Regions from separate parts of the Homo sapiens genome. Here region 2 is linked to region 1. A link is a contact called in ENCODE Hi-C data. All regions are on one chromosome and are shown on one strand. The core of a region is the stretch at or near the end of the contact, and the rest is flanking DNA. Distances in the headings are between cores, read along the strand shown.

Region 1 (4,881 bases), core at 1,275-3,774:
GAGAAAAGCACATAAAGAAAAGGGCTGTTGCCACAGGCAATTGGCCTCATCATCATGAGGAAGTAGGACCACTGCTATGCCAATGGGGACAGGGAGGAATATATTTAGCACTTAAGTGATCCTCTGGGACATGCTTGGTGCTTCTACTTCCAGCCTTGACTGCATATGAGCAAGTTCAAGGGCTCAAGCCTGATAAGGACACAGTAACCAAGGCTTAGAGCTCTCAGGATGAGGACTCGGGTTACCCTACCAAGCAAGTGACCTAGACCAGAAGCAGGGGTGCCCATGACCCCTCCTCTCATACGTTTCTCTAGAAACTGTGACCAACCAGTTGGAGTGAGCCTAATGAGAGAAACAGCTGCAGCTGAGCAGTGCCAGAGGTGGACTACAGGGCTCCCTATCCTGATCCCATTTACCAGAAAGATACCCCCATCCCCAAGCTAGTGTAAGTAGGACAGCCAGCAGCTCCCTTTGTTCACCTGCACACTTCTCCAGATAGTTGTCCTCAGCTTACAGGAGCCACCTCATCTGGAGGATTCCGCCCTCTTCGCATCCTCTTCCTCTCCCACAGGGTGGGCCATAGCTAGTGGTAACTGATGTAGGATTGTAAAGTTCCAACGACCTTACCTCTCAGAAAGATGGGTCTGTAATACCATTCACACTCTAGAGCTTCCTGTGGGGTCAAATGACAATAAAATCCTTTTGGGCTTAGCCTCTTCTACAATCCTATTCTGTTTCCGACATTTCCTTACTGATTTCTCCTGAGAGCATTTTCTTATAAAAGTCACTTGTGCAAACATCCTGTTTTAGATCTTTCTTTGGTGCCTCCAACTTAGCAGCATGGCTCAGGGTGAAACCTTTTTCAATATAGCCTTTTTTAGGATGAGAATCACCAACACGGTGGTTGTGTCCTATCCCTCAGATAAAACGATGTGAAGAAAAAAACAATCAAAGACAACTAGTTTAAAAGCAAACATGCATATTGAAATAAAAACTTTAAAAATTAAAATTCTTAAAAGAAGACCAAAAAAGTAAATGAACAAATAATAGAAAAAAATTGTAATGCGCAAAAATTGAAAAGAAAAAAAACAGCAAAATGTTCAGAGGTGTCCATTCAGGTGACAGTAAACTCAAGAGTTGATCAAAATCTATGGTAACCATTCATATTGTACAAAAACATTTTGAAGGACACTAATACTGAGATTAGGAATGCTGCTGTTTTAGATTGTGTGCTCTCTGGGGCAAACCCACAAAAGAGGATCTGAGAACATGTGGTATATTTGGACGATTAACCCAAGAAACACTGGAGGAAACTTGAAGAATGACCCTGGGAAGGAGGGAAAGTCATTATAGAGTGAGTTCATGATCAGAATGTTCCTGCAGGCATCTGGTATAAATCCCGCTGAAGACCTCTGGAAGACTGGTTTGACATACCCCCCACTGGAGGGAAACAAGCCAGGGCATATATTACCAACTCCCACTCATTCTCTGAGTGCTGTTCCTAGAGGCTTTAAGTCTCCAGCCCAGAGTTTGCTCCTTTATCCAGAGAAAGTCCTCAGGTAGAGAGTTCCAGGTGCCTGCTCTAAGGAACCATTTTCCTATGTTTGAATGGAGAGTGCTGATAGGATAGAGGTGGAGCCCCTGATATCATCTGCTGTGGTCTTCTCCCTCTGCAGGGAAGAACATCAGAAAATTTGACAGGTAAGGATGAGAATTCAAGAAGGAAAAATGAGACACAATGCCCGTATATTATTTGTATGCCTCAAAAATTAAAATTTATTTAAGATAGAGGAATAGCTCCATGTGATAAATTATGGTAGAGAGCAAATATTTCAATTCAGGGAACATGGGGTTGACATATTTCAGAGAAAATTCAAACTTGTATTCATTTGGTAGAGGGTAGCAACATAGTGTTTGGTGAGCATATTTGGAGGCCAAACTCAATCCAAGAATTGGTTGGAACTGAGGTTGTCCAATTGGCCTTGCATGATTCAGTTCACAGGTGGATCATATCAAGAATGCTGGTTAATAAAGGCAGGTGAGTATAGGTGAGGGCATCAGCAGCAAGAGCCACTAGAGCAGGTTGGGCGGCAGCAGGTGGACACACAGCAGCTGGGGCGGTAGCAGGTGGTCCTGCAGCAGGTGGTCTGGCCACAGCTGGGGCGGCAGCAGGTGGGCTGGCAGTACACAGACTGGCAGCACTGGGGTCTGAAGCAGCTGGACACACAGCAGCTGGGACGGCAGCAGGTGGTCCTGCAGCAAGTGGTCTGGCAGCAGCTGGGGCTGCAGCAGGTGGGCTGGCAGCACACAGACTGGCAGCACTGCGGTCTGCAGCAGCTGGACACACAGCAGCTGGGGCGGCAGCAGGTGGTCCTGCAGCAGGTGGTCTGGCAGCAGCTGGGACGGCAGCAGTTCTCTAGGCCACAGCCCTGGTCAGAGCACACAGAGCCACAACAGGAGTTGACCATGGTGTCAGAGGGTGGAGGTTCTGGGTGGATTTCCAGGAAGGTGGGTTTGGAAGGTTTGGAAGTTTCCTTGCCCCAGATCCTCTTTTATACCCTGCTAAGGCCTGATGTCATCAGATGCAACACTCTTTCCTTGTTATTATTTGTCCTGATATGTAGGCAATTATCAAATTAGGCAAGTTTGTTGTTCTGGTTAACTTATCCACATAGATGGAAACACTGTCTCCTTTCCCTAATGTGTTAGGACTCCTTAGCTCAGCTCTTCCTGAACCACCTCCTGTGTCTCTCTTACTATAGCTTCCTCCTAGAGCAGCCATGTGACATCTGCCTGTAAGCACATACTATGTGCTTCAGTCTCATTTGCTTAACACATCATGACTACTCTTGGGTGATTACTATTCTTACAGGCCCTTGACTCTTTCTGGTGACTCAGGAGGATAAAGCTGCATTTCAGTCTGATGGCTCCTTCATTATGGGTCAGATGGCCTGTGAAGGTTTCAGTGTGAAACAGATTTCAGTGTGAAACAGATGACCACTGGTGTGAGAACGAGAACACCGTAGGACCTATCGCTTTTTTATCTTCCGCACTCTGAATTGTGACCCATTTTCTAGACCTTCTGATGAGAAATACAGAGCTGTTTTAAGGTGGAAAACTAAGCTGTGAAAGTTTGATGTTTCCTTTTCTACAGAAACAACCCTCCAAAATTCAGATTCAGGGCCTCTTGGGGAATGTTGGCTTCAGAGAACAGCTATACTTAAAGGTCCAAGTCCCTCATTTTTTTGCTCCCTGGGGCAGATTTTCCTTGTGACTTTGCCTTTCTGCCTTCCTAGCTCTAACAGGGCACATGAGCTCATCTCTCCAGGTTCCAAAATTTTCTGGCCAACCCAAATTAGATGACTCAGTATCCTTTGCTTGCTCTAATTCGCTCCCAGCCCTCTTGCTTTCTCTGCTGAATTGCTGGGCCTTGAAGATGTCCTATACTCTGCTGCTTCCTTATAGAAGTTGTTGATCCAATTTCACACTTTACATCTTTGTTTTCAAAAAATAAATCAATAAAGAGAGAAAGAAAGCAGAAAACAGGTATCAAGAACAAAGGATATCAGCCTATATTTTTTCATGTAGGGATGGCTGACTATTGTTTCAAAAATGTGCTATGTTGTCAATTCATTAACTCATCAGTTAATAAATATATATGTATTTCCCCACCCCTGAGGAGTCAAGGAACCCAGGGAAGGGGGTGGAAAAATGTCTGACTTACCATGATAGAAATGTTTTATGAACTGGGCAGCCTCTGCAGATAATCAGGGGAGGAGTTTCAGTGTAAGCTGGTGTTTCTGAGGGAGATCCAAGAACCAGATGGAGGGGATTGGATGAATGAGGGAGATTCCCTTTCTTCTCTCAGGTGCTTATAAGTCTAATAAATCAAATTGTGGTGTTCTTATGATGCTGCTATGTTCCAAGCCAGTTCCTACTCCTGCCCTGGCCCTAATTTCCAGGTGATTCAAGCAGAATGAAAACAACTTGGGCTCCCAAGTGAACCCCTGCTTGGTGCGCTGGCTGGTGTTCTGAGCCTGCACTGTTCTCTGGCTCTGATGTACCCAGACATCATATTTTATTGAGGGATGAAAGTGGGTTCCATGATGCTGTGGAATTAAGACCCTGTGAGCCCCATGGTGGTGTACGAGAACAACTCTAAGATTTCCAGGAGACCTTGTATTCTGGAAAAGAATCGTGCCCTTGAGAAGCCGTGACGATTGGTGCCTGCTGATGATTCAGTAGAGATCACTTTATATTAACTATTTTTCTTCATGATGTGAGTGTGTGTGAGTGTGTGTGTGTGTGTGTGTGTTTTCCTTAAGATAAATTTACATTATATTTAGGAATCTCTCACGATTTCTTCTAGTACTTTAACAATTTCATTTTTTCTACCTCTACTCAGCTATAATTGAAATATAAAATTGTATGTATATAAGGTGTACACCCTGATGCTCTGATATGTATATATTGTGAAATTATTGTCATGATCAAATTAGTTCACCTCCACCACTTCACATAGTTACCATTTTTTGAGTGTGTGTAGTGAGAACATTTTAGATCTAGTCTTTCAGCAAATTTTAAATATACAATACAGTGTAATTAACTACAGTGACCATGCTGTACATTAGATCCTCAGAACCTATTCTTCTTATAAATGAATATTTTCTCCCTTTGACCAACATTTCCTCATTTCCTCCATCCACAACCTTTGACAATCACCATTCTACCCTCTGTTTCTATGAGTTTTTAGATTCCACATGTAAATGAGATTATTTGTCTTTCATTGTCTGACCTACTTCACTTAGCATAATGTCCTCAAAGTCCATCCATGTTGTCCCAAATGACAGGATTTTCTTCATTTCATGGCTAATAACATTT
Region 2 (4,881 bases), core at 973-3,472, 310 kb after region 1:
ACCTCCACATTCAGTCGGTCCCCAAGTTGGCAACGGAGTACACTGACTTCCTGCAGAGAGGAGGCAAGACGGCATGAGGTTGTGAAAAAGATGCTGGATTGCAGGTTTCAATGACCTGAATTCAAACCCTCTTCCCTCAGTCACCAGCTGCATAGCATTAGACAGGATACTTAAATATCTCTGAGCCTTGGTCTCCTTCTCCGTATATACCTACCTCCTTCTATGGGATATTTGTGAGATGATACAAACCCTAGGCAAATTAAATTGCTGTTATCAGGCACTAGAGCCCAAATAGACATGTAGTGTTATGGGCAAAAGTGTAGACCCTCTATGACCTTAGGCAAGCAACTTAACCTCTTTGTGCCTAAGTTTTCTCATCTGTAAAATGGAGCTTGTAACAGTTTATAATTCTTGGGATTATTGTAAGGATGAAATGAAACGAGAATGAAATGCAAGGCCTTTGTATAGTTCCTGCCGCACAGAAAACTGAAAGCCCAGCAGTGGCTTCCTAAGCTGGATGGGAAACACTGGGAAGTCACATGGCACCAGCCTCACCTCCTCGTGATTCTTCTTGAGGCACATCAGCTCCTCCTTCAGGGACTCCACCTGAGCCTCCAGGTCAGCCTTGCACAGGGTCAGCTCATCCAGGATCCTACGCAGGCCGTTGATGTCGGCCTCCACTAGCTGCCGCAGAGACAGCTCTGTCTCATACCTGCACACACAGAACCCTGCCAAGTCTGCAGCAAAGGAAACCACACACCAGCAGGGACCCCTGCCCTACTGTCCAGCTGCAGTGGCTGACGGGATCAGGAGCATGACACTCCTTTCCCCTGAGGTCCAGGGCTCATGCCACATTTTCCCATCCAGCCTTATTCCCACATCACCAGCTCCCAAAGGCAGGGGACAGAGGCAAGGGAGTGGCATGGCAAACCTTCCCTGATCAGGCCCACTCACTTGGTCCGGAAGTCGTCAGCAGCCAGCTTGGCATTATCAATCTGCAGGACCAGCCTGGCATTCTCAGACTTAGTCAGCAGGATCTGGGGAACAAGAGGCTTCCCATAAGCTACAGGAGGCCCAGCAGTGTGGGGGCAGGTAGGGGGATAGCTCAGCTCACAGAGGCCATGCCACTGTGTACCACCAGCCCCTTCACCATTTCCAGCCCTGAGCCACACCCCAGGTGTGGGGGGAGCATCCACCCCACAGGGGCATCCCGAGGATGTCAGTGACCATCAGTCCTGGCGCCTGTAGCCTTCAGAGTGGCACAGCAAGATACACCAGGGTGAGGCAGACCTGAGTTCAGGTTCTGCATCTAACACTGAGCCTGTGTGCTCTTGAGCAAGTTGCTGAACCCCTCAAAATTCAACTTCCACATCTGTCAGATGGGTCCAGTAATACCAATCTCTCCAAGATGAAGAATAAATAAGCCAGGGAATAGGAAAGTGTCAGGCACAGTGCTGTATCCGGTAGGGGCTTGGTACATGTTCCTTCCCTTCCTACAGCAAGGGGAGGGGGGTGAGGAACGGCTGGCAACAAGGTACAAGCAAGAGACCAGCAGAGAAGCCTGGGTCCCCCAGGAAACCAAAGCCCTAGAGAGAAAAGTTTGCCCTACCAGGAGAATTCCCTAAAAGCTACCGTCCCATCTGGAAAGGCCCTGGAATGAGACAGACGCCTCCTAAGAGTTGGGCTGCTCAGCTGGAAAGGGGCCAGGTCTCCCTCACCTTCTGCTGGAAATCTTCGATGGTCTTGAAGTAGGACTGGTAGTCTGGGCAGATGTATGGGATCTGAAACTCGTACCACTCCTGGATGCGGCTCTCCAGCTCCGCGTTCTCCCGCTCCAGCTGACGCACCTTCTCCAGGTAGTTGGCCAGGCGGTCGTTCAGGAACTGCATAGTCTCCTTCTCGCTGCCGTTGAAGGAGCCCTCGCAGAACCAGCCCCCGCTCCCCACAAAGCCAGAGGTGTGGCACTCAGAAGACAGGTAGGAGCCAGGCAAGCAGCTCCCAAGGCCAGAGAGGCCCGACCTAGCAGAAGAGATGTACCCTGCAGCACCGGCGAGACTGGGGACCCTGCAGGAGCCCACAGAACGGATGGAGGACACCCGAGAGATGCCGCCTGCTGTGCCACAGAGGCCCTTGATAGACCCAGTGGAGAAGGTAGGGGTGCAGGTCTGGGTGGCCATGGTGCTAGCAGAGGAAGGTTGCAGCTTAGCAAGGAGCTCAGGTTCTGGACTCTCAAGGCCTCTATGGAGCATTTATGTACACTCACCATTGGGTGTTGGCATGGTACACATCTCTTGCTCTTGGGAAAGCCTGTTCCTACCCCAGATAGCTAATATTAGAATGTGATTTTTGCTACCCATCCGGAACCCCATGCCTTGTAAAAAAAAAAAAAAAATCAAATCGTTGAATTTGGTTTGCTAAGTCAGGACTCTCCACTGTTGTCATTTCCTAGCAGAATATGAGTTTTATTGCCTCTTCAAAGAGTCTCTGCACCAGATCCCATAAATCGGGAGTGGCTGCACGAATGACATTTGGTTCCTGCTTTCTCCACCTCCCTTCCCCTGGGGATCCTCATCTGTCCCTTGTCACTTCCATCCACTGCTGCCACGCCTCATAGCTGCTCACCCCTGCCTGGGCTACTGGGATGGTAAAAGGGAGCAAAGGAACTAAAATTCAGGGAGCACCTGTGATGTACCAGGCTCATTGTTATTTCATTTACACCTCGTAACAACCCTAGGAGGTGGCTGATTTTATCTTCATTTTTACCAGTGTGGAAACTGGGGCTCCGAATGGTTTAATAGCTTGCTCAGTGTGAACAGGAAGTGACTGGCAGAGCTTGGGTCTGAAACTAGGGCTCTCAGACACCAAATCCTACTTCCTTGCCCCACTGCTTCCCCACACAACTGGAGTCAAGTCTGGGTACCCAGAATTTAGGGACAGGAGACATAGTTCAAATCCTGGCTCTGCTACTAATTTGCCCTGTGATACTGAGCACATCATTTCCTCCCTGGGAACCTCAGTGTTTTCACTGGAACAGTAGAGATTGTCCTTCTGTCCCGCCTGCTTCACACAGATATAAGGAGGATCGAACAAGAAGTGAAAGTGTTTTGCAAGCCACTGGGTCCTGCAGAAGTGTTGGTTGGTTAGGTTAGGTTAGGTTAGGTTAGGTTAGGTTAGGTTAGGTTAGGTTAGGTTGACAGTCTTTGATGATGGTTTATGGCTGTGACCAGCAAAGGTTCGTGAGTGTGAGCATTCACATGGCACTGCTGAGAATGGTCTGTCTGCCCACTGGGCACAGCAGGGTGGCAGTGGGAGAAGGAGATGCCCCATAGCCAGTCCCTCAGTCAATGAACACATCATCACAGACTCCTGCTATTATGGAATCTGCATGCTTGGATCACTGGGCAGAGCTGGAGGGCAGTTTCCTTTGTGGCCGTCAGCTTTTTGAACCTCATGGGTAGAATCAGGACCCTAGAACAACCTGCTCTGACCCTCCTGGTCCCTTAACAGGTCACAGAAATGGCCAATGGCAGACTCTTTGGACAGAGGAGGAATACAAAGAAAAAAGCTAAATACTGCCAGATAGTTAAGCAAGCCGAGAGAGAAGAACCTGAGAATTGGGGACCAAAGATAAACCTGGGTCTTCCGCCTTGAAACATGGACTTTCCCAAGGCTTGGGAAACCTGCTCACTCTGCCCCCACACACGCTTGGTTTGCAAAGCTGGCGTTTATGGAAGCATTTATGTGCTTCTAAGGTTGTAATTTGCCAACCTCTTAAAATGTTTTATAAGCTTCTCTCTGAAATTATCCAGGGAGGATTGGCTGTGGTGAACATGCCTCTCCCAGCAAGGTGGACACCTTGACAAGATGTCCAGGAGCAGCTGGCAGTGGACCCCGTGCAGCCCCTCTGGGAGCAAGAGCACAGCATCAGCCCTCCAGAGCACCAGCTGCCCCAGCAATGGCTTCCTCACAGCCACCCAATCTCCCCAGTTCTCCTGGCAGGGCCTAGGATTGGATTGTCATGGGGTTTCCCAACCTCAGCCCTTCGTGCCAGGTCATTCTTTGTTGTTTAGGGCTCTCCTGTGCTTTGTAAAATGTGTGGCAGTATCCCTGGACTCTACCACCAGATGCCAGTAGCCACCCCCTGCCCCAGTGTTGACAACCAAAACTGTCTACAGACATTGCCAAATGTTCCCCGGGTTAGGAGTCAGGGGGCAAAACCACCCCCAGTTGAGAACCATTGGACTATCAGGACCAAGACTGGGGCTCCGACCCAACCTCCCCTAAGCACCCCTGACTTTATTTTCTGGGACAACTAGCGTGGAGTCTGGCTGTCTCTGTTGGGCCCACTCAGGCAAGTCCTCAATACACCCATGCCTCGGTTTCCCTTGTTCATGACACAGCGTGCTTGTCCTGCAAAATGGGCCATAGGGCAGCCCTCACCAAGCCCTTTGCAGAGCTCTTCTCTGTTCGGGATCTCTGGCTGGTAGGCATCTGAAGTTAATATTCTCATTTTCTTTTTTGTTTTAACCCCTGTACTGTATGATCCATATCTGAAGCTGATTCTAGGTTTCTCTCAGGACAACTGAATAAGCAAGGAGTCTGCTAATCCGAATATCTAGATGTCCCCATCATTCTCACCTGAGCATCAGGAGGGACACTGTGGACCAGAGAGGTGCCTCTAGGGTTGTGGGGAGAGGAATGTACCTTCCCTGGAGCAGGTGACCAGCTCGTCAAAGGTAAAAGTCTTTCAGCTGCCCTCAGTGTCTTGCCTTTTTCCTTATTGTTGACTGCACAGCCAACCCCCCGACCCAAGGGAAGGGCCCTGAGCCGGGACTCAGCGAGAACTAAGTTCAAGCTGCTCCATCCCTCTGAGCCTCAGCT

What was found. Hi-C counts contacts between places; a loop is a spot of excess contacts on that map.
Region 2: a loop to region 1 is called in a map with no recorded cell type, with 1.9 times the contacts of the local background. The contact joins the promoter of KRT36 here to the promoter of KRTAP4-2 in region 1. A Hi-C loop is called at or near these places in 2 of 37 single-sample maps with no recorded cell type.

What each region holds. Positions count from the first base shown.
Region 1 is chr17:41,175,697-41,180,577 of GRCh38, forward strand. KRTAP4-2 (keratin associated protein 4-2) reads right to left here and starts at 2,525. Exons shown (of 1, transcript NM_033062.4): 1 at 1,750-2,525. The coding sequence starts at 2,468. The coding sequence ends at 2,058.
Region 2 is chr17:41,487,688-41,492,568 of GRCh38, forward strand. It overlaps KRT36 (keratin 36), which reads right to left and starts at 2,223. Exons shown (of 7, transcript NM_003771.5): 1 at 1,719-2,223; 2 at 955-1,037; 3 at 556-712; 4 at 1-50. The coding sequence starts at 2,177.